Regions from separate parts of the Mus musculus genome. Here region 1 is linked to region 2. Evidence: chromatin loops called from intact Hi-C (ENCODE). Cell type or tissue: heart. All regions are shown on one strand. Each heading gives the region's core, and the rest is flanking DNA. Links, peaks and the distances in the headings are about the cores only.

Region 1 (10,974 bases), core at 1,909-9,908, 47 kb before region 2:
GTATATGAGTAAACCTTAGCTGTCTTCAGACACACCAGAAGAGGGCATAAGATCCTATTACAGATGGTTGTAAGCCACCATGTGGTAGCTAGGAATTGAACTCAGGACCTCTGGAAGAGCAGCCAGAGCAGCCAGTGCTTATTGAGGGGGGAGGGGGGAGACAGGGTTTCTCTGCATAGCCCTGGCTGTCCTGGAACTCACTGTAGACCAGGCTGGCCTCGAATTTAAAAATCCACCTGCCTCTGCCTCCTAGCCAATGCACTCTCTCTCTTTCTCTCTCTCTCTCTCTCTCTCTTTTTTTTTTTTTTTGGTTTTCCAAGACATGGTTTCTCTGTGTAGCCCTGGCTGTCCTGGAACTCACTCTGTAGACCAGGCTGGCCTCCAACTCAGAAATCCACCTGCCTCTGCCTCCCAAGTCCTGGGATTAAAGATATGCACCACCACTTCCCTGCTCTAGCCAGTGCTCTTAACCGATGAGCCATCTCTCCAGCCCTATCTCCCACATATTCTTGGGACATAGTTGTTTTTTTTTTACAGAGACCTGAGGCAAACCAAGAGGTTCGATGGCTCACCTGGAACTGGGGTTATAGATAGCTGTGAGCTGCCATGTAGATGCTGAGAACCAAGCTGGGTCCTCACAGCAAGTGTTGTTAACCACTAAGACTCTCTGGGGATTCTTCTGTCCCTGCCTTCCCAGCACTAAAATTACTGGCACACACCACCATGCTGGGCTTGAATTCAGGTCCTCGGGCTTATACAACACTACATAGACTGAGCCATCTCCCCAGCCCTCCCACCTTGTTTTTAAAGGTGACCCTACCTAAAAACCTTCCCCAGGAGGAGGCCTAGAGAAGATGGAAGATTGAAGGAACAGCAGAGTGAACTGGGAATGGCCTTGACAAGATCTTGAAAGCATCAGGGGCTTGACATAGAGCTTCCAAAGATGTGGTTAGGGGAATGTCCTAGCCATCTTAACTGGCCTTTTGTCCCTTTCCTTCCCAACTCCCTCAGATGCCCGCCACGGGTGGTTGGCTGCCCTGCAGGACCGGAGCATTCTTGCCTCCTTGGCTTGGGATCTATGTCTGCTGCTACTGTTTGTGGTACAGCACAGCCTTATGGCGACTGAGGCAGTGAAGGCGTGGACATCCCGGTACTTTGGCGTCCTTCAGAGGTCGCTCTATGTGGCGTGCACAGCCCTGGCCTTGCAGGTATGAGGCCTGGCCAAGGGAGACTGGTGGAACCGAAAGAACATGCAGAGCTCAGCCTCCATCCCTCCTGGGCATATTCTCCTATCAGCAAAGCTGTATATATTTGACATTCCCCAGCACACTAAGAGAGTCTCACCTTTGCAACATTGTTCATGTTTTATTGCTTCAGCTCTGAATTCCTCCCGGGTTCTTATCCTACAACCTCCCTAGGCCTCACAATAGCACTTGTCTTCCAGTTGGTATTCTCATGGATGTTTGGCATAGGCTAGTTGAGTGATTATTATCCACCAGCCCCCATCCCGTCCAGTCTCCAAAAAATCCTGTGTAGGGATGGGCCATCTTCATGTCCTTGGTACCCCTCCCAGAACCCTCCACATGGTAAATATTTACTGTTTATACCTGTCGGAAAGAGTCCTCGTAGGTTATTGTGGGGCAAGGGAGACCACTGGTGTGCCCAGTCTCTCATCTTTCCCCAGTTGGTGATGCGGTACTGGGAGACTACACCCAGAGGCCCAGTGTTATGGGAGGCTCGGGCTGAACCATGGGCCACCTGGGTACCTCTCCTCTGCTTTGTGCTCCACGTTGTTTCCTGGCTCCTCATCTTTAGCATCCTTCTGGTCTTTGACTACGCTGAACTGATGGGCCTCAAGCAGGTGAGAATCCCACACCCCTACGTGAGATCTGCGTCTGCAAGTCTCTCCCTCCTGAACTCTTCTGACTTCTCTCGGCTTTGTAGTGCCTCTGTTTTCCTCCAGCTTGCCTTAAAGGAGAGTGACTGTAGGTCTCCTGGGCTTTGAGGGTGGATGCTGGGAAGAGGACGGAGGCAACTGAGATAGAGGGCTTGACTTTGAGTTCCGTGATGTTCTCTCTTCCAGGTTTATTACCATGTGCTGGGACTGGGCGAGCCCCTGTCCCTGAAGTCTCCTCGGGCTCTGAGACTCTTTTCCCACCTTCGACACCCAGTGTGTGTGGAGCTGCTGACTGTGCTGTGGGTGGTCCCCACCTTGGGCACCGATCGGCTCCTCCTGGCTCTTCTCTTTACCCTCTACCTGGGCTTGGCTCATGGGCTTGACCAGCAAGATCTCCGCTACCTTCGGTCTCAGCTACAAAGAAAACTCCACCTTCTCTCCAGACCTCAGGATGGGGAAGCAGAGTGAGGAGCTAGTTCTAAGCCCTGAATTTACTTCCCACCTCAAAATCAAATCCCTTAGTATCCAGACGGAGTTTGCTTCAGACCGCGGAGGAGGTTGGAAGTCATGCCCTGAAGGGGCTGTGCCCTCTCCTGCTGGAGAACTCAGTTCCTGAATCTTGATCCTGAATTCTTATTCAAAGTTTCCTCCACTGGTCTTCAAGATCCGCCTCTCACCAGCCAAGAATGGTTACAAAACTCATGAGTCTCCTTTTCTCTTAGAGCATGACCTCCACACACACTGGGTCAGTTCACACAGGGGAGCACCTCAGCTCACACTGGGGAGCACTCACTCCCCTGGCACTGTTATTGGCTCTGCACCTCAGGGATTCCCTTCCATGTTTCCACCTCAGGGAGCTATGTCAGGGCCTATCTGAAAGTTTATAAGTAGTGGCTCTTTTGTACCGCGGCTGTGCTTCCTCCCCACTCCTGCCTTAGTTTCTCCTTAGGTCTTTCCCTACAGCTCTGTGTGGTCTCCTAAGGCGACGTCTCCCGATTTTAACTCGGGTTGACTCAGGGCTCCCTGCTCTCCCAAAGGATATGCGCTGCAGAAAAAATAAAATTTTATACATATGATATCCACTTGTCTGTCCATGACTCTCAAGCCGCAGAACCAATTGTGGGAAGGAAGATGAGACCTAGTTTTTGCGGTGATAGCCGAGCACTCTAAAACGATCGCAAGGCTGGGGCCACACCCCATGGACCCGCCCCATCTCTCAGTCGTCCAGTCCTGTTCCCTCCAAATATTAGTTTCTCCGCGTATAAATCAGGGAACCCACGGGAGACAGAATAACTCTCTGGGAGGAGAGCGAACTCCCAAAGCCATTTTGCCTCAGACCCCAGGGCCTGGCAGCCGCCTTCTCTGCCACGGTAACAAAGACTGGCTAGGGAAAGAAAAAGCGTGGGGAGGAGCGGCGAGAGATGGGAAGGGCGGGTCCGACTCCAAGCAGCTGCCGCTTCCTCCCCATGTCCCTCAGGGGGCCTGAGTCACGGGCCGCCGCCCCGGGTCGGCCAGCTGGAGAAGTGGGTCTGGACACCCCGCTTCTTCGGGGCTGCAAGGAAGGAAGCGGGTGAAGGTCTCTGGAGACAGACAACGGAGAGCGAGGGGATAGCCACAGCAAGAGAGAAGTCCCACCAGAGTCCACGCGGGAAGGAGGGCAGCGAAGCCCCGCCCTTCGCCGGGCTCCTCCCTGCGCCCCCTTCCCTCGCCCCATTGTCCGTAGACAAAGCGGTCGCCGCCCCCGCCTGGCCCCCAGTCTGCGTCTCCGTCCCTCCTCTTAGGCTCCCTCTTCCCTCCTCCTCTGTTTCCCTCCCTCCCTCCGGATCTCCCTTCGCCTCTCTCCTCCTCTTCCTCTCTCCCGACGCCTGACTCCACTGCACCTCCTCCTAGGGACCCCGAGGCGTGTAAGTTGACTATGTGGCTCCCACTTTAAGAGAAGTGCCTCCTGGCTCCAGATCTTCCCTGGAGTGTCTCCCCTTTTGCATAGATTGTCCCTTCAGTTCCCTCTGGTGCACAACCCTTTGGGTCAAGGTCCCCTGAGAGCCGGCTCCCTGGTTGGGGAAGACAGCAGAGGCGTGATGTGGGTCCTCGTCGCGCCCGAGTTCTGGAGCGTATCCGGTGGGGAGGCCGGCGAGATTGTAGGGACTGAACGCGGCTGGACGCCAGGGTTCTGGGAATGTACGGGGCTGCACACTTGCTCGGGTACCAAAAGTCCCCAAGGAGGGTATTTCCCCTGACCCGCCTCGGGGGCGGGAAAGACAGTGGGGTAGGGGCCGGACTGAGGGGCGGGGCCGAGCGCAGCCGGGAAGGCAGCCGGGAGCTGCGGGGGCCCCGTGCGAAGAGGCGCCGGCGCCCTTGCCTGTTTCCCGGTCTCCCCTTCTACCCTGGACCTCTGCCCTCTACATCTGTCCTCACCTCCTCACCTCCTGCCCGATCTCCTCGCCCTTCGCCGTCTGGTTCCCTGTTCTTCCCGTTTATCTCCCCCTGCGTACCGGGGGAGGCAGTCTTGACTGAATCCGCTCACTTCTCAGCCCCGGCTCCTCCGGCTCCTCTCTCTCTCCTGCTTTTCCTCTCTCCCCTTTCTTATATCTTAGGGACGGTCTGGTGCCCACAAACCCCAATCTAGCTCTGCCTCTGCCCGGAATCTCGACTCTTCCTCTCCCACTATCCCCACCCCCAACTTGGCACCCAGCTTTTCTCTTCAGTTTTTCAGTTCCTGACTCTTTTGCTGTCCTTCCTTTCACGGCCTTCCTCTATCTTCATTCTTAATTCCACTGTCCCCTCCTGCCCTTCTTCGTCCCTTCCCGCATCACTTCCTCCCCCAACCCCCATTCTCAGTCTCCGGGCTCCTCTGAAGCTTACCCTTCCTGTTCCTGTCCCCCAATACTCTCTCCTTCACTTCCAGTGACCATGACCGCTATCCCAGATTGGAAGCTACAGTTGCTAGCCCGGCGGAGGCAGGAGGAGGCAGCGGTTCGTGGCCGCGAGAAAGCAGAACGGGATCGCTTGTCCCAGATGCCAGCCTGGAAGAGGGGAATCCTGGAACGACGCAGAGCCAAGTTGGGCCTGCCTCCTGGAGAGGGGAGCCCTGTGCCTGGGAATGCTGAGGCTGGACCTCCAGACCCAGATGAATCTGCTGTCCTTTTGGAGGCTATTGGACCAGTACATCAGAATCGATTCATCCAACAGGAGCGACAGCGGCAGCAGCAACAGCAGCAGCAGCAGAGAAACGAGGTGCTTGGTGATAGGAAGGCTGGGCCTCTGGAGGTTCTAGAAAGGAGATCAAGTCCTGGTAATTTAAGAGATCAGAGTCCTAAGGGAAGAGAGTCCAGAGAAGAGAGGCTAAGTCCCCGGGAGTCCAGAGATAGGAGGCTGGTGATAGGGGGAGCCCAAGAGTCAAGTTCGAGGTCTCTTCGAGACTGGAGGCAGAGCCCAGCAGAGGCCAGAGACCTGAGTTCCAGACCAGCAGAGGCTCAGAAATGGAGGCTGAGCCCTGGAGAAACTCCAGAGGAGAGTCTGAGATTAGCGGGTTCTGGAGATGACAGTCCCAAGAGAAAGGAGGTGTTGGAAAGCATTCTGAGCCCTGGGGAGCCTGGTGACCAGAAGGCCAGCCCGACAGATGTCCATAAATGGAATCTTGACTCAAGAGAACCCCAGAAACAGAGCTTGATACAGCTGGAGGCCACAGAGTGGAGGCTGAAGTCCGGTGAAGAGAGGAAAGACTACTTGGAAGGGTGTGGGAGAGAGGAAGAGAAATTGAGTTCAGGGATTGTTCCGGTGACAAAGGAGGTTCAAGACATCACCTCGAGCGAAGTGGAGACTGCTGAGCAGAGACCCACTGAAAGCTGGAAATGGACCCTAAACTCTGGGAAGGCTCGAGAACGGACGACCTGGGACATAGATACACAAACTCAGAAGCCAGATCCTCCAGCATCTTCAGAGAAGCACCCAGGACCTTCTGGTATGGAGGCTGAAGAGGAGGCTGAGAAGGAGGAGGCGGAGGCTCAGAGCAGGCCTCTGAGAGCCCAGCAGAACCTCTGCTCTGGGCCCTCCCCCCTCCCACCAGAGCACTCTGGGACGGAAGGCTCCAGACAGCAGGAAGAGGAAGCGGCAGAACCCCGGCCCCCAACACCAGCCCCTCTGTCTCCCCCACCCTCGGCCCCAACTGCCCCCCAACCCTCTGGGGATCCCCTCATGAGCCGTCTGTTCTATGGGGTGAAACCAGGACCGGGGGTGGGGGCCCCCCGCCGCAGTGGACACACCTTCACTGTCAACCCACGGAGGTGTGCGCCCCCTGCCAGCCCAGCCCCTCCAGTCAACCCTGCTACAGCTGATGCTGCAGGGTCTGGATCTGGGAAGAAGCGGTACCCAACTGCAGAGGAGATCTTGGTGCTGGGGGGCTACCTCCGTCTCAGCCGCAGCTGCCTTGTCAAGGGGTCCCCTGAAAGACATCACAAACAGGTAAGAGAGCTACCATGCCTGACTGGGTAGAAGTCTCTTTCTAGTTCTGACTGGATGGCTTTTTTATATGTGTGTGTTCTTGTCTTCTATTCTTTTTATTCCTGCCGACTCCCTTCCTCCCCCTGCACACACCCTTCCTCTGGGTAGCCTTCCTTTGCCATTCATTTTGGAGCCCCAAGGATTCTGTTCTGCACTCAACTGCTGTGTTGGGGTGTGTCGTTTTCGGGTGTGCCCTGCCTGTTTCTTCTTTCCCCACTCTCTCGGTCCCCTCTCCTTTTCTTCCTCTGGGCTTTTGACCCAGTTAACCCTCTGGTAAGAGAGAAAAGATAACGTACCTGTGAAGGCGTGTGAAAATAACCCAGGGGGACAGAGAAGGTTGACGGAGAAGTTCAGGGAAGTTGGAATGAAGGTCTCAGCCCCAGAAGGAGGAGGGGGTCAAAGCTAATGGAGGACATTCCAGAACAGAGGTGGGGGGTGGGTTGGGGTGATGGAACAGAGCTGGCTGAAGGAAGAAGGAGTTTAGACCCCAAGTCGGCCCCCACTCCTGGCAAGAAGAGGCCATTTGAAGTGGGTGACTTCAGGGTTGCCTACCCCTCCCCCCAAACTGGGCAAATGTTAGACAGTGCTTCCTTCTCTCTAGGGACAAGAAAAGCCTTCTCTTCCAAAATATCCCAGTCCCTTCCCCCATCTTTCCTCCCTGGGCTTCCCCTCCCCCCACAGAACTGTCTCAGCCTCGGGGGTTTTTTCCCCCTCTGTTCCTGCTACCCTGGCCTCTCCCTCCCCTGGGGTAGAAACAGAGAGAAGTTCTTTTGCGCTGAGCTGAGAGCTGCAGAGCTGCGACTGGTTCAGGCACTGTGAGAGTTGGGGGCGGGGTGGGGTGGGGTGGGGCTGAGGCCAGCAGAGGGTCAGAGGTTAGGCTGAAATGCAGACATGCAAGGAAGCACTGGATAGGGTAACTATTCCCTTTGGCTCCGGCCCAGCACCTTCCTGATATGTACCAATAGTTTTCCTAAGTCAAAAAATCTCTGAGGAGAGACAGTGCTACAGTCAGACGCCTCAGACCAGAAGGCCCTCCACACAACACAAATCTTCCCAGGGCCTGGCAAGCCTGTCTCACCCTTCTTTCATGTGTTTGTGTGTGTGTTCAGTGTCAATAGGCCACCATGAGGACCAAAGATCAGGGCTAAGCTCATGAGTCACTTGGTTCCTCCCAGTTCATCTTTTTGTTGTTTTTAATTCATGTACAAAGTGTCCATTTTCATTATCCTATTCTTGAACGTGACTTTTCTTCCCCTGCCTCTGTCTGGGTTATTGGCTCTCTCTTCTCAGGGCTGGGCAGCTAGAAAGGACAGAGGACAGGAAATTCTCTTAGGGTGAGGTGTTCTGAAAAGTCACTTCCTACTGAGGCTGGCTGTGGCTTTGGAGACTGAGCAGAGGGAGACACAAGGCTTTGTGGCTCCTACCTAGGAACCATCTGGGGGAAGCCAAGGAGCCTAGTACAGAGCAGGACCTGTGCTGGTGACCGTACCTAGGTCATCCAGTAGGAGGGGCGGAAGCAGACCTTCCAAACAGGAAGCCTGGGGTGGGGGCCCGGAAGGCTGGTAGCACTGAGTGGGAACACTGGGCCCAGGCCCCGAAAGAACTACTCAGGATGTGGTGAGAGAATCAGGAAGCAGCTACACTGGGGTGGGGGTGGGGGTGGGGAAGAGGCTGCACAGTTCCCTAGACCTGACCATTTACCTCTTCCTCTCTGAGTCTCCATCCTCACCGCTCAGTTCTCTGTCTGTGCAGCCTCAGCAAGGATTACTGTGCCTTGCGCTGGCTCTATTCCAACCCTTACCACCATCCCTCACCTTCCCTAAGTAGTTCCTTTTCTGGCTACTTCTATCAAACCTGCCATCATGACAGACACCACCCCAGTCCTTTGGGGGGGGGGGGTGCTGTAGCTGGTGCTTTTGCCCAGCATCCTCTCTGGCTGGAGACCTTCCCCTCCTTCCCCGGCCCCCTGGTGACCTTATATAGCTGATGAGAGGATCTAGTGAGTCACTTCCCTCTCTGCCCGCCCCTAATTCGGGTTATGCATTCCTAAGAAGCCCAGTCAGAAACTGGGGGGTGGTGAAACAAAGGGGGGGGACGACGACACAGAAGTCTATGGAGTAGGTAAAATGAATTCCTTCACAGAACAGATGATAAACTGCAGAGGCTGGAGAAGGGAGCTTAGGAAGAAAGGAGAATGAACTAGAAATTCGGCTAAGTCTGTCAACAGCAGAACCAGTAAGGGTTCCTTTTCAGATACTGAAGTTTGAGCCATCTGGTGGCCGCCCCTCGCTTCTCTGGGCATTTTCCATAGACTTGGTTCTTTGTTGGTTGTTGGAACCAACCAACCTTAGCTGATGTCCAGACAGACCCTTATCTTATGACATGTGACAACTGTGTATATGAATAGTCGGTACAACGCAGCCTTCTGCACCAAGGGTTATTCTTGATTTCAACCAAGCACAGGCCAAAAATATTCAAGGCCCTCCAGGAGGGTGGCATGGGCTTGAAATTCCATCTATGGATGCCAAGTTCAAGACCAGCCTGGGCTGCTTAGTCAGCTCTATTTTCAGAAATAAAAACAAAACAGAACAGAACTAGAGAGAGATGGCACAGCCATTAAGAGCACTTGCTGCTCTTGCAGGGAACCTGGGTTCAGTTCCTAGCACCTATATCCTCCTCAGAATCCTCCACCCCAGTTTCAGGGTATCTGATGCCCTCTGCTGGCCTTCTTAGGCACTGCATGTACATGGTGCATATAGTTACAGGCAAAACACCAAGTCGATGATGATGATGATCTTGAAGGTACATGGAGGACCTGTGTAAGTTGTATGCAATTTACTTATGTATCTTATATAAGGGACTTGAGGACACTGGCATTTTGTGTGAAGATGTCTTACTACAGACTCCCCCCCCCCCCCCCAGATATTAAGAGAGGTTGTGTCTCTGTAGTGGGTTAGAAGTGGGTGAGTGGGCTGGTGAGATGGCTCAGTGGGTAAGAGCACCCGACTGCTCTCCCGAAGGTCAGGAGTTCAAATCCCAGCAACCACATGGTGGCTCATAACCATCTGTAACAAGATCTGACGCCCTCTTCTGGAGTGTCTGAAGACAGCTACAGTATACTTACATATAATAAATAAATAAATCTTTAAAAAAAAAAAAAAAAGAAGTGGGTGAGTGATTATGGAAATATTGGTACAAGGGTGCATGTAAAATGGTCAGGACACAGAGCAGGATGCAGATGTGGCAGCTTCTGAACAGGATGCTCTGGAGGCCCCTTCCAGCCAGAGGGGACAGTCAACACAGAGGCCTGGAGGCAGAAGCAAATATCACCCAGTTGCATTTGGTTAGGCTTTGGATTTTGTTCAAAGCGAGGTGAAATAAACCATTGCAGAATACTGGGTGCTGATGGTGGTGCATGCCGCATTTGTGAGGTAGAGGCCAGCCTGGTCTACTGAGCCAGATCCAGGAAGCTAGGGCTATACAAAGAGAAACACTGTCTTAGAGAAAGAAGGGGGCGGGGGGGGGGGGGAGGGAGAGCCAAGAAGAGTTAGAGGAGGAGGAGAAGCAGCAGCAGCCACTGCAGGATTTGGACCCAAGGAGTGACACATACAGTCTTGGGTACCCTGCTTTCCTTAGGGACCAAGTTGTCCCCTCTCATCAGCCCCTTGCAGCCATGCTGTAGTTCACGTGGAGGCTCTGGAATGCTGGGTCACAGATGCCCTGGACAGATCACCTGGAATCCCTTTCTGTTTGTCTTCCTAAACCCCTGGGATTACAGAGTTAATCCCACAGCGTCCCAGAACTCCTTAGGAGGGCAAAGGGGAAGGATGCGAAGACAGCCTGTTTTGGGGGGATTTCTGGCTTTCTCTGACCTCTGTTTTTGTGAGTACCCTGTGGGCTGCTCTCCATTCCTACCCAGTGTTTGCCTGGACTTGGCTCTCTATCTTTGTCAGTTCCATATTCCAGGGACTCTTCTGTATGTTGAACATCCCTTGGCTTGTCCAAACCTTTCTGTTGTCTTATCCATTCCTGAATCTGGAGTGCCCATCTCACTTCAGGTTGGTTGGTTGGCTGGCTTGTATACTACCTCTGCATCACAGCAGCGAAGGAAAGAGACCCTAATTCTGCCTTACTTACCCAGTCCTTGCCATGGCAAAATCTCTCTCTTTTTTTGTGGTTGTGTGGGTATGTGTGTGCTTATTTTTTTTAAAGACTTATTTATCTATTTATTTATCTTATGTGTATGAGTACACCATCACTCTCTTAAGACACACCAGAAGAGGGCATCAGGTCCCATTTACCGATGGTTGTGAGCCACCACATGGTTGCTGGGATTTGAACTCAGGACCTCTGGAAGAGCAGTCGGTGCTCTTAACTGCTGAGCCATCTCTCCAGCCTGTGTGTGCTTATTTTTAAAGACAGGGTCTCTATGTAGATCAGGTTGGCCTCAGACTGGTCACCTCCCTCCATCTGAATGTCAGCTTTTTTTTTTTTTTTAATTTATTTATTTCTTTATTATTTTGTGTGCACGGGTGGTTGGCTGCATGTCTGTGTGAGAGTGTCTGAGGAACTGGTGT
Region 2 (10,974 bases), core at 347-8,346:
GTACTCTTAGTAGCCTGGAACCTACAGCTGTTACTTCCGAGTCCAGCAACTCACCCAACGTGGAAAAACTAGGAGTCTGCTGAGTACTTTCTCATAGACATGGGAGCACGTAAGCACCTCAGAAACCCTTGCCCCTTGCTCTCACTTACCACACTCCCTGGCTTTCTGGATGGCCTGGGTCAGCTTCTTGTGCTGCTTCATACAGACCCCTACGGAGAGAAACGTCAACCTGGACAGCGTCCCACACAGCAGCAAGTCTTCTACACAGAGACAGCTGACCATTTAATGCCCCAGGGCCCTGACCTGTATCTGCCTGGATGTCCAGCCACTACAGAGATGTCATGGAATGACAGAGCCTACAGATGGGCCAGAAGATGACTCAATGACAAATGTGGTTAAGGCTGACTTGGAAAATCCACAGAAAAAGATCTTATAAGAAGTGATTTCAAATTAGGGAATGTGACAGAGTAGCAATTATTCCCAGCTCCACTCTGTAGGCTGACAACAAAAAAACTCTGACAAAAGGGACATATCGCCGGGCATGGTGGCACACGCCTTTAATCCCAGCACTCAGGAGGCAGAGGCAGGCGGATTTCTGAGTTCGAGGCCAGCCTGGTCTACAGAGTGAGTTCCAGGACAGCCAGGGCTGTACAGAGAAACCCTGTCACACACACATACACACAAATTTATAGACTGATAGGTGGAAAACTTTACAAGGAAGCAAGCTGTTCACCTTTAAAAAAAAAAAAAAAGGTTGAGCCGGAGTCTATGTAGCCCTGGCTGTCTTGGAACTCACTATGTAGACCAGGCTGACCCCAAACTCACAGTTTAAGGCACGCTTTACCTTTTAAAGTACATTTAGACAGCCCTCACTCCTACAGGGAGGCTCTAAAACTTTAGTCTTTTGTCTACATTTAACTGTTTTATCGTAATGATGGTTCTCATTAAACAAAAACTTCTGTGTGCTATTATTTATAGGAGCTATCAAAGGAATGTCTACCTCCCAACCCCATAATAAGGAGCTCCACGGAAAAACTATAGAAGTCATAACAGGAGGGCCAAGCTAACCTGTGTATGGGGCGTGAAAGATGATACCCGTGTGTGCACAGACAAACTGTTCCAAGAGCTTCACATTCTGCAGGAGAGAGATAAACAAATGTGTGAGGGACTGGTCAAGACCTCTGTAGGCTAAGTGTGTCCCCCTTACACCAACACAGCCCTTTGTGGTAGCACAACCCATCAGAACTTGATGAAAAAGGAACACAGAAGAATGGAGGTTAGGGCCAGCCTTGGCTACATCTTGTTAGGTGTAATCCCAACACACAGGAGGCAGAAGACTATCTTTGAGATCAAGGCCAGCAAGTGCTACCCCCACCCTCCCGGAAAAAGAAAAGCCCAGCAAAGCAAAGACGAAGAGCTAGGGAGTGGTGGCGCACAGCAGTGCGAGGGAGGCAGAGGCAAGTGGGTCTGTGCTTTTGAGTGGAGTGAATTCCAGCACAGCAAGGGCTTTACAGAGAGACCTTGTCTCAAAAGACAAAGAGCCAAAAAAGCCCCCCAAAAAACAAAACAAAACCCTCACAGGGGCTCCTTCCTGCTCTCTGTCTCGCTCACCAATTCATTTCATGCACACATCCTATAATCTGCCAGTTTTGGAGAAGCCATGCTCCTAATGGTCCACCTTTGAGCAAAAATTAGGGATGGCCATCAAGGTCCAGAAATTACCCCAAAATGATGACTATGTAGTAAGTAATGCACTGGGCTGCTGAAGGTTATGGTAAGATACAGTGTGTAACTAAGAGCAACTTAAAAGTTCTAACTGCATCAAACAACCAGACAGACCAGTGCTAGGAGGTGAGGAGTGAAGAAAGCAGACACATCGGTGGAGTTACAGAACTGGCTGTTACGTCTTCACTCGCCCGCCGCGGATCCCAGTCACTGCAACCTGCTCCGTACACACACTGGAAAGGCACTGCGGTCCCCTCTAGGATGTGCTTCAAGGGTGAGCACCCTCCTCAACACTCTGGCATGCCGTATGCCCTGCTTCCTTGATGCACAACCACAGCTTTGGCTCCTCGAGCATCTTTATAATCTTTAGCATTCACTTAGAAGCAAGCCTCATCATTTGGAAGGCTTTTCTGGGGATAGAGGGGTGTGTGTGTGTGGGGGGAGAGAATCTACTGTACTTTTAGCTCCCTTCTTATCTCTGTCCCCTAGCCCCAGGTCCCAGCATCTCAATGGACTCTGGGAGGACAAGGAAATACAGACAACTAAGCAAGGCAGTAGACACCTGGGCCCTCAGAACTCAGGCTGCTGAGACTGTACAGTGAGCTGAGGAGAGCTTGGGATACATAAACAGACCCTGTCTCATAAGAGTAAAATGGAGGAAAGTGTCTGCCCACCCACACAAGACAATATATTTGCTGGTGATTTAACAGATAAATAGGGTCTCTTTCCTTGAACTTTCCCTGTCTTTGGAAGTTTTTCCTTAATAAATTTATTCTTTAAGAAAAAATATATAACCCCCCCCCACACACACACCTAGGTGTGGTCTCAGTTCAGCTGCATAACAAGTCTGAAGCTACCCACTTAGACTGACTCCTACCTTCTCAATTAATCTATGCGCATCATCCCAGTAGAAAGGAGCTTTCTCTTCCTTTCTGTAATACATAGTATAGGTTTATGACAAGGCCTGGAACGTGGAATTCACACTTCTGCTTCCGCCTGCCAGTGTGGGGTTACAGATCTATGTCATCCAAGTCTACTCTAAAATCTGTATCTTCTTTGTTTTTCATGATGAGTTAGTTTCTCTGTGGAGCCCTGGCTATCCTGGAACTTGTTCTGCACACCAGGCAGGGCTTAAACTCAGAAATCTGCCTCACTCCTGCTGGGATTAAAGGTGTGTGCGACCAAATCCAGCTCAAAAGAGGGGTGTTTTCAAAATGGCAACCACTGAAAAATAGGACTGTACAGGTTCAGGGATATGAAGACTGTGAGACACCTCTGACAATCTCGAGCGCCGCGAGGAGGCTACAAATTCTAATTCTGGATAAAAGACTCTCCTTACCCTAAAGTCAACATGCAACTTGTGATCCCGGCAGATTGGGCAAGGATTCCCAGCAACTTTATTGTTACGCTGTAGGGGAGGGAAAAAAGGAAAGAATTTATGATACCTTCTAGGAGGCCTCTTCCCACTCTATTAAGATGAGAACCTTAGAAACTCACAATACATGTCTTTCGGGTCCGCTGTGGTGGCACACCACCTTTGTGGTTGCGGCGGTAGTCAGCCCAAACAGGGCGAGAGCCATAGCGGTTGTGGTATTCTGAAATCAAGACCAGATGAGTTTACTTATGCATGCGAGAGTGGAAGGGGTCTTCTCTAGACACTTCGGGCTGCATCTTCCCCTCCTTTCCCCTAGCCTCAGGCACCTTCTGAATCCAGGTACTTCCAAGGCTCGCTCTCATATGGGGAAACGGGAAGCGAGGATGGAGCATCTTCTTCAGGAGGGCCTCTGGTGCAAAGAGTCTGGAGGGGAACCTAAAAAGGGAGTAAGAGGCTGCAACTATTTGGTTTATCATACACTGGGGACAGAGTTTGGAACGTGTGCACAAAATGTCAGTATAACTCATCAAGAAAATAGCATTTCTGCTATGAAAGTAGCATTTCTGTTGATGCTAAACTGACAACCACTCTACCTAGGGCCCCAAGCTGACCCTGCAGGATAAGCCAACAAGGTAAAAGATGTTAGTGGGATGTGACAATTTAAAAACCTTGGCATACAAATATCTGCGTTTGATGAGCACTGGTTGGTTATGGTGTGAAAAAAATGCCAAACTTTTGGAAATAAGATTGATAATGGCTGTCAAGATGGCTCAGCGGGTAAGAGCAATCCCAGCAACCACAAGGTGGCTCACAACCACCCATGAGCTCTGACAACCCCTTCTGGTGTGTCTGAAGACAACTACGGTGTACTTATGTATAATAATAAATAAATCTCTTAATAAAAAAAAAAAAAAAGAAAAGAAAGCTGGGCGTGGTGGCGCACACCTTTAGTCCCAGCACTCCGCAGAGAGGCAGAGGCAGGAGGATTTCTGAATTCAAGGCCAGCCTGGTCTACAAAGTGAGTTCCAGGACAGTCAGGGCTATACAGAGAAACCCCGTCTCAAAATACCAAAAATAAATAAATAAAAAGAAAACACAAAGATTAATAATGGAGAGCTGGGCATGATTCATACAGATGAGAAAACCCCAAAGTCGCTGCGCTGATCAGTTTCTTAAAATGCTGCAGGTCAACATTCCACAGAGCAAAACAAATTTGCGTCCTAACGCTAGCTTTAAAGCCACCAAGCCTGTTATTACTTCGGTGGTAACCTCTGTCACTACTCTGTAGTCCCATTTTAGGGAGTGGCGTCGAGACAAGCCTTCCTATTCCTCCCTGCCCTGCGGAGAACCTCCAGGGTGGTGAGTACCTGAGGCTAAAGGGCAATCTCAATCCAGAGAGCAGAATGATCTCAAGCATGCTCTGATGGGGAAATGACGTGTGACGAGGTGGAGTAGGACTAGTGTACTTGCTTTTAATTCCATAATCTGGGAGGGAGAGGTAGAAAGCTCAGAAAGTACCTATGAGACCAACCTGGGCTGTCTCCCGAACACCGGGGAAAATCCTTAAAATAGGGTCCTTTGCTAAAAAAAAAACAACAACAACAAAAAAAAACCAAACACGTCCTGGGTGCCACTTCAGGCACCAACGACCTGGTTACAAACTGCCCATTTCCACAGGGGCAACCCCACCATTTAGTTCTTTTGCCTAATGGTAGTCGGGAGACGACGATGATAACCCGTAACCCTGGCTCTGACCCGAACGCTCGGTAGTTAGAAATCGCGCGCCGTAGGGGACGGAGGCTGGTGCAGGGCTGACACGTAGACATGTGGGAAAACCCATGCCCCTTGACTCCTCCTAATGGAAGGAAGATCGAAAGTATAGACACCACGGGGAGGTAGAGAAAACCCCTCCAACGTTTTACCTGAGCTACATAGGAACTTCGTAAGAGTGTAGGAACCAGCTTTAGAAGCGTGTGCCGCAAGGGGGCAGCCATCTTGACGCACACCGGACGTACGGCCTGCCGGAAGAGCGACTGCGCATGCTCGGGACACGCACTAGGGTGGGCCAAGGACACGCCCCGCAATGCGGAAGGCGGCTGCTCACATGTCTAAGGGCGGAAGCGTCAAGGGGCGGGGTCCACAGACGCGAATTTAAACTGCGTCACAATCGAACCAGCCTTCAAAATTGCATTTCTCCCGGACCAGTCACGATGAATCCTAGATTCCATGGTTAGTGTCTAACATGAAAGCAGATTTGATTGCGATTTTAACCAGGGTGCTCCCAGTGCGCATGCGTCGGGCCGTTTCGGCCAACCGAGGGCGACCCCGGGTCGCCGGAGCGGAAGTGGTGGAGGCAGAGGAAAGGGAGGTGCCGGACGCGGCGATCACGCGCTGGCGTAGAGGTGATAGCAAGGAGACGGAAGAGGGGAACCGAGGGAAGGGGGCTTCGGGAAGGTGGAGGAGGGACGTCCAATCCGCGGGCGACCCGGCTCGCACGCTGGCCAATCAGAGTTCGCCTCGCGCACAATGTGTCCCGGCGAGGGCGGTTCTCCATCACGTTAGGGTGCGTTGGGCGGTGGCCGGGTATAAAAGACTCCGCCCGAGCGGGCGGCCGCCATTCTGGGGTTCGTTTAGAGGTAAGTTTGGGTGCTCCGTCGCTTTGGAGGGTAACGTTTTGCCGAGAGCGGGCCGGGGGAACGGGGTGGTTTCGGATTTAATGGGCAGCCACGTTTTTCCCTAATGCGGCTGCGTCCTGCGACAACTTTGAAACGTTTAAAGGCGACCCGTACTGATTACACCTTCCTCCTTTTGTGTTCCTTTTACCCCAGGTTGAATTTTCTCGGAGAAAGACAGGCCGGCCATCAGGAAAACAAACAAGCCTCAGCAACATCTAAACCCTTGAAAGGATCCTGAGAGGGGGGAAAGGGAAATCAGCCACCAGCCCAACCACTCGTGTCTTCTGCCCCTCCCCACCTATCTTGCCCACCCCACCAGCCCACGCTGCTTGGGACTTGAGATCTGTGGCCGAAGGACCGTCACCACATAACTTCAAAAATAATCAACCACCTTCCCTGCCCAAACCTACCCAATCTCACTCATCCAGCATTTCCGTTTTGGAATCCACTCAGACTTTTTTTTTCAACGACCCCCTCTCCCTAAATGGAGTTGGGCGGGGGGGAAATGAAAACTGAGTTGGTCTTTACTTTTTTTAAAAGAGACTTTTTGATCCAATGAGGCCCCACAAGTAACTGAGTTTGGGTCCTGGTTGGTTGCTTTATTTTTTTTCCTCCAAAATTTTACCCCTCCCCCCTGAGCCCGAGGTGCTGACGTCGCAAAAAAATTGGATAGTAAGTGTCGAATTTTCAAAAACCAGCCTTGAACAAGAAATCAACGTTTCCCGTTGTGAAACCAAAAATAATGAGAGGAAGAAATGAGACCATAGAACAAATGTAGAGTACTGGAGAGAAGGACCAATCGGGTCTCTTAAATCTCCATTAAAGGTCCTGTGGGTCTAAACAGTCTTTGTTCTCTCTCCCCTACCACCTGCCTCTTCCCTGCTGTGGAGCAGGCAAGGGAGAGGGTGAAGGGAGGGCCAGCCAGTGAGGATTTTGACGGTTAACCCTTGATAATCCAGCAGATTTCCAGACTGCCAGAGCATAAGCCTTTGCGATAATAAGGAGGAATGGTTACCTTCCTCTGGTTAGCAGTCTTCAAAAGGGTTAATGAGCTCACATACAAAAGATGGTGGATCTTGTGGCCCAGAAGTCCCACTTCTTTGTGTGTGAGACAAGCAGAACGCCTTTCAATTTGCCAGATTAATAAGCAATCTGTACATAAAGATTGCAGGGTAAGGAGATGGGCAGAGAAATATTAGCTGGCTATGTCTTTAAAGTGACTGTTAAATCCTCTCTATTTTAATGTAATTTGCTTGGGATATATTGTGTGGTTAAAATAGGTGGCAATCTAGGAATAAAGATTGCAAGACACTTAAATTTAGGGCAAAAATCATAGTAACAAGTACATACAATAACATTTGGGGAGGTAAAGAATGTCTTGTGATTGTTTCAGCTTGCATAGGTTATTTAAAGGCAAAAGTGATTAACATTTTAACTTGATACTTTTTTAGTGGGTGGTGGATACAGCTAAGAGGGTGGAAAGGTTGGGAAATGTGGAACTCAGGAGTATAATTTTAAAAGCCATTAGTGCATTTGAATGCTATCTTTCTAGAAGATTGTGTCGTTAAAAGATTTTTTTTTTCCTCCCTGCTTCAAATATGGCGACTTTTCCTTGCTTGTCCTTTTGTCTTGCAAGCGGCGTTGCAGGTTGTGTCTTGACCCATTTTTCTCCTGTCCTCCCCCCTCGGTCCTATTTGTTGAGGGGTCCAAGTCCTACCACTTGGCTTTTGTAGGGAGGATTGGGATGGTCGGCGGTAGTAAGTTGAATTTTAGTTGCAAATTCAGATTCTTATCCCGCAGAAAATTGTATATTAATTGATTTTATTTTCAGTAATAGGCTCTTAAACTGATTTAAGATAGGTCAAGTTGAGGGTGGTGGTCAGAGGGATGGCTTCTGTTTGTTTTTTGTTTTTGTTTTTTTAACTTAGTGCCTTACAGTGTTAAGTAAAGCTACCGGCAGATCTGCCCGGCCTTTTAAATTTTGAATCTTCTCCATAACAAAATGGCGTCCCTCTCCTTTGTTTTTCTCCTTTGCCAGTCAGCTTAGGGCTTCCCTAGACGCTTGGTCAAGGGGGTGGAGCCACCGTGAAAGGTGATGTAATCAGCTTGCTTCCTCTGAAGACTCCGCCCCCAAGCAGCTGTCTTCTCTCCCTTTGCAGATTGCTGTTGGGGAGAATACGTTTTGGGTTTTTTTTTTTTTTTTTTTTTTTCTTGTTTCTTTTATCTTATATGATAAATCTTCCAGGGATAAAAGCTTAATGAGCACTAGGGATGGAGGCTGTCCAGGTCCTTGTGTATGTAGCTCTAGGTTTTGTGTTAAAAGTCAGCCCATTGCCTTGGTTTCACCTTCCACTCATCACAACTGCTTGGACCTATTCCGTGCTTCAGTGGACAGGGGTGGAAAAAAGCTCAACCCCGACTGCTTTAGAGAGACTTGGGCAAGACGCAGGGCCTGAGGGAACTGCAGTGTGCCATGCTGTTCAGGAAGGGTCCTTACACTACCTGGGTATTGGTTGCTTTGTAACAGTCTGGGGAAAGGGTGGGTACTGGTAGGACTTTCTTGTAAACCATCCTTATTCTCACCTCTCAGTTTGGGGATAAACTCTTTGTGCTCAGTGCCATCACCTGCAGTTGCTTAGTTCCTGTATGTTGGCACTAGGATGAGAAGTGAATCTTTAGGAAAGGAGGCTGCAGTTTAAACTCGAGGCAGGGGGAGTCAAGCTACGGTTTCTGGTAAGCAAAACATTTCTGGTATTACATTTCACAACCTTTCTTTTTCCCAAAGAGCCACCTTTTCGAATTTCTTTTTTCCTTCCTTCCTAAAAAGAAATTCTGTTAAAGCATCGAGGAAAGGAATGTCCTCTTTTCCTCCCTGCTGAGTGCTGGGGCTGCCGTGCATGTTGCGAGCCACGCCCTCCAGGGCAGTATTGGGTGTCTGGTTCTTTATCTCTTTCCCCAGCTTTTTCAAAGTCAAGTCTTTGACAGTTTCTTCATATACTTTTCATTTTTTATTTTAAGTCCTGGGTGGAGTTTCTAGACAGAGTTTATAAGCCTTTTGTCCTGCTGTCCTACCGTGACTTGGGTACAGCAGGGCTCATTTTCTGCTGGGTGTGGATTCTCATTATTGCTTGGACTTCTGATTGAATGGGAGGGCCTCTTCCACATGTCTATTTACCACACGTCTTTTTTATCTTTTAAGCAGTTTGCCAGGTGCCTCTGCAGTGCACCTACCTTGGGATCTGAATAGTCCACCACTGGGTCCTGATGTCTAGTGAGCAGGGATTAGTAAAAAGGCCTTAGGTGGGAGGTGAAAAATGCAAGGCTCTCTATTTCTAGGGAACCTTGGAGAACCTGAGTCTTACAGTGGCCAGAATTCTAGGGCCAGGGTGGTGGATGTAATTTTGTGTCTTTATTGAAAGCCAAATACTTTAAGAAGTTTAAAAGATTTTCAAAATAAAGGTGAGGGAAGCACAGGGCCTCACCATGCAAGGTGACCCACTTGAGACAGTCCACTCACTGTCATAACAGGAAGCTCTTGAGACACTGAGGGAAGACAGCCCAGGGCAGAACAAAGAAGAGCTGGCGCTTCTTTTCCCTCTTGTTAGAAGACTTTTTTAAAAAGTAGCCTGGCTTGCATGGACCTTGTTTTCTGAACAGCTTCAGGATGCAGTTGTGGTAGATGTTTAGTGACTAGCCAGGATTGATGGTTTCCCACCATTTTAAACCAAGTAACCCTCAACTCAAATTCACTTTGAAGTTGGATAGGAATTTAGGATCTTTAGTAAGAAGTGTAGAACATTCCCCAGCACTTAGAAGGTGGAGGTACGTCCATCACAGGAGATGTTCCCTTGTCTCCGTTTGTCTGTGCCCTTCATGGAGATTAGCAGCTGGCTAACATAAAAAAAGAAAAAGAAAAAGAAAACATGACCTGAGTTCTTTATGGTTACAGCAAGTTTCCTCAACTTGTAACTCCAGAGCAGGAGCGGGGAATACTTGAGCGCTATCCCTGCCCACTATGGTCACAGCATTATTGGGCCTTCACCACAGACCTGCTCCAAGCATGATGGATTCTTTGTTCCCACTGGAAGACCTTACAGTTTGCCTGTGAAAATAAGAGACCTAGGTTGTAAGGACCTGGGGTCCCTTATAAGGAGTAAATAATACTGAAGAAAAGGCACTGAGAACATTCACATTTTACTGTGAGGAGACAAGTTCAGCCATCCTGCCCAGTGTACATAACAGTGGGAAACAGCATCTTAACATTCCTGTTTTGTCCCCAGCTTCCTTGGCTATTGTGCCTTTTTATTGTTTATATAAGCGGGAATTTTAAAGTACCAAGGCCCCATTTCCAGCAGAGGGCACTAGACATGGCTCAGCTTTGTACAATGGTAACAGTTTCTCTAAAGGCTGTCCCCTGCCTTGTCTGCCTATTGAATGGGGGGGACATTAGAGTCAGGCCTATTAGTTCATAGGTAGAGGCACAAAGGAAATATATTTACTTAGCTCTGGATTTCAGTCAGCTGTGTCAGAGGGATGAAGTAATGTTTAATTCAAGACTTGTCAAATTTCATACATATTTATTTGGGGTTCTGTTAGATTTATGTGAGTATAAAACACTTTAAAACTCTACTCTAGCTTGGATATATGTATTTTTACCTTGGGCCCATTCATCCCTTTGCCAGTCTAACAGATCTGTTATATACCTGGGGCTTCTGCAGATCACTGAGGACACAGGAAGAATTCCTCTCTCAGTGTACAGATGGCCACACATGAGTGGATTTGCCCCCTTAACTAGTAAACATTTCCACTGTTGAATGTTTTTCTCCTCTGACCTCAGGTTTCAGGGTATTGGGCGACAGCAGGTTAACAAGTTTTGCTCAGTGTTCAGCACTTGCCTGCGTCTCCCCGTTGAGCCCACAGGCAGCAGTCTCTATTCTAGAGACTGCTGCCACCCTCCTTCGTCAACACCTCCTACTTGCTGCTCTTGCTGCTGCCCTGAGTTATTAGGAAGTCCACATTTAAAGCTGACTTTTTGTTTGTTTGTTTTAAACTCTTTAAATTTTTATCTTGTTTTATCTGGAGAATCACTCTTGTCTAACAGCCTCTTTACCCAGGTTAAACATGTCTAAGCCAGGAAAACAGTTCTTTTTTTCACATCTTACTTTTCTGGTTTGTCTGGGGGGGGGGGGAAACTGATTT

Evidence for each region. Peaks named below come from ENCODE experiments on the same cell type or tissue, not always from the same donor. Only the 100,000 strongest peaks of a DNase experiment are listed, where the experiment ranks them.
Region 1: it touches region 2 in a loop (3-fold over the local background); 8 of 42 quality-filtered maps call a loop at or near these places.

The regions. Positions count from the first base shown.
Region 1 is chr17:35,862,428-35,873,401 of GRCm38, forward strand. It overlaps Nrm (nurim (nuclear envelope membrane protein)), which reads left to right. Exons shown (of 4, transcript NM_134122.2): 2 at 1,012-1,208; 3 at 1,685-1,861; 4 at 2,084-2,973. The coding sequence ends at 2,365. It overlaps Ppp1r18 (protein phosphatase 1, regulatory subunit 18), which reads left to right and starts at 4,188. Exons shown (of 3, transcript NM_175242.1): 1 at 4,188-6,358. The coding sequence starts at 4,808. In heart, for the core only: CTCF peaks have their summits at 5,283, 7,894 and 9,119 (motif pointing left); DNase peaks (open chromatin) are centred at 3,454, 4,104, 7,244, 7,924 and 5 weaker places; H3K4me3 peaks cover 7,143 bases; H3K27ac peaks cover 6,698 bases.
Region 2 is chr17:35,911,270-35,922,243 of GRCm38, forward strand. Mrps18b (mitochondrial ribosomal protein S18B) reads right to left here and starts at 5,171. Exons shown (of 7, transcript NM_025878.2): 1 at 5,023-5,171; 2 at 3,427-3,535; 3 at 3,223-3,320; 4 at 3,065-3,133; 5 at 1,069-1,135; 6 at 150-209. The coding sequence starts at 5,094. Ppp1r10 (protein phosphatase 1, regulatory subunit 10) reads left to right here and starts at 5,927. Exons shown (of 19, transcript NM_001163818.1): 1 at 5,927-6,447. It overlaps Mir1894 (microRNA 1894), which reads left to right and starts at 6,620; the gene lies at 6,620-6,700. In heart, for the core only: a CTCF peak has its summit at 5,072 (motif pointing right); DNase peaks (open chromatin) are centred at 5,212, 5,612, 7,862, 8,192 and 3 weaker places; H3K4me3 peaks cover 4,981 bases; H3K27ac peaks cover 4,208 bases.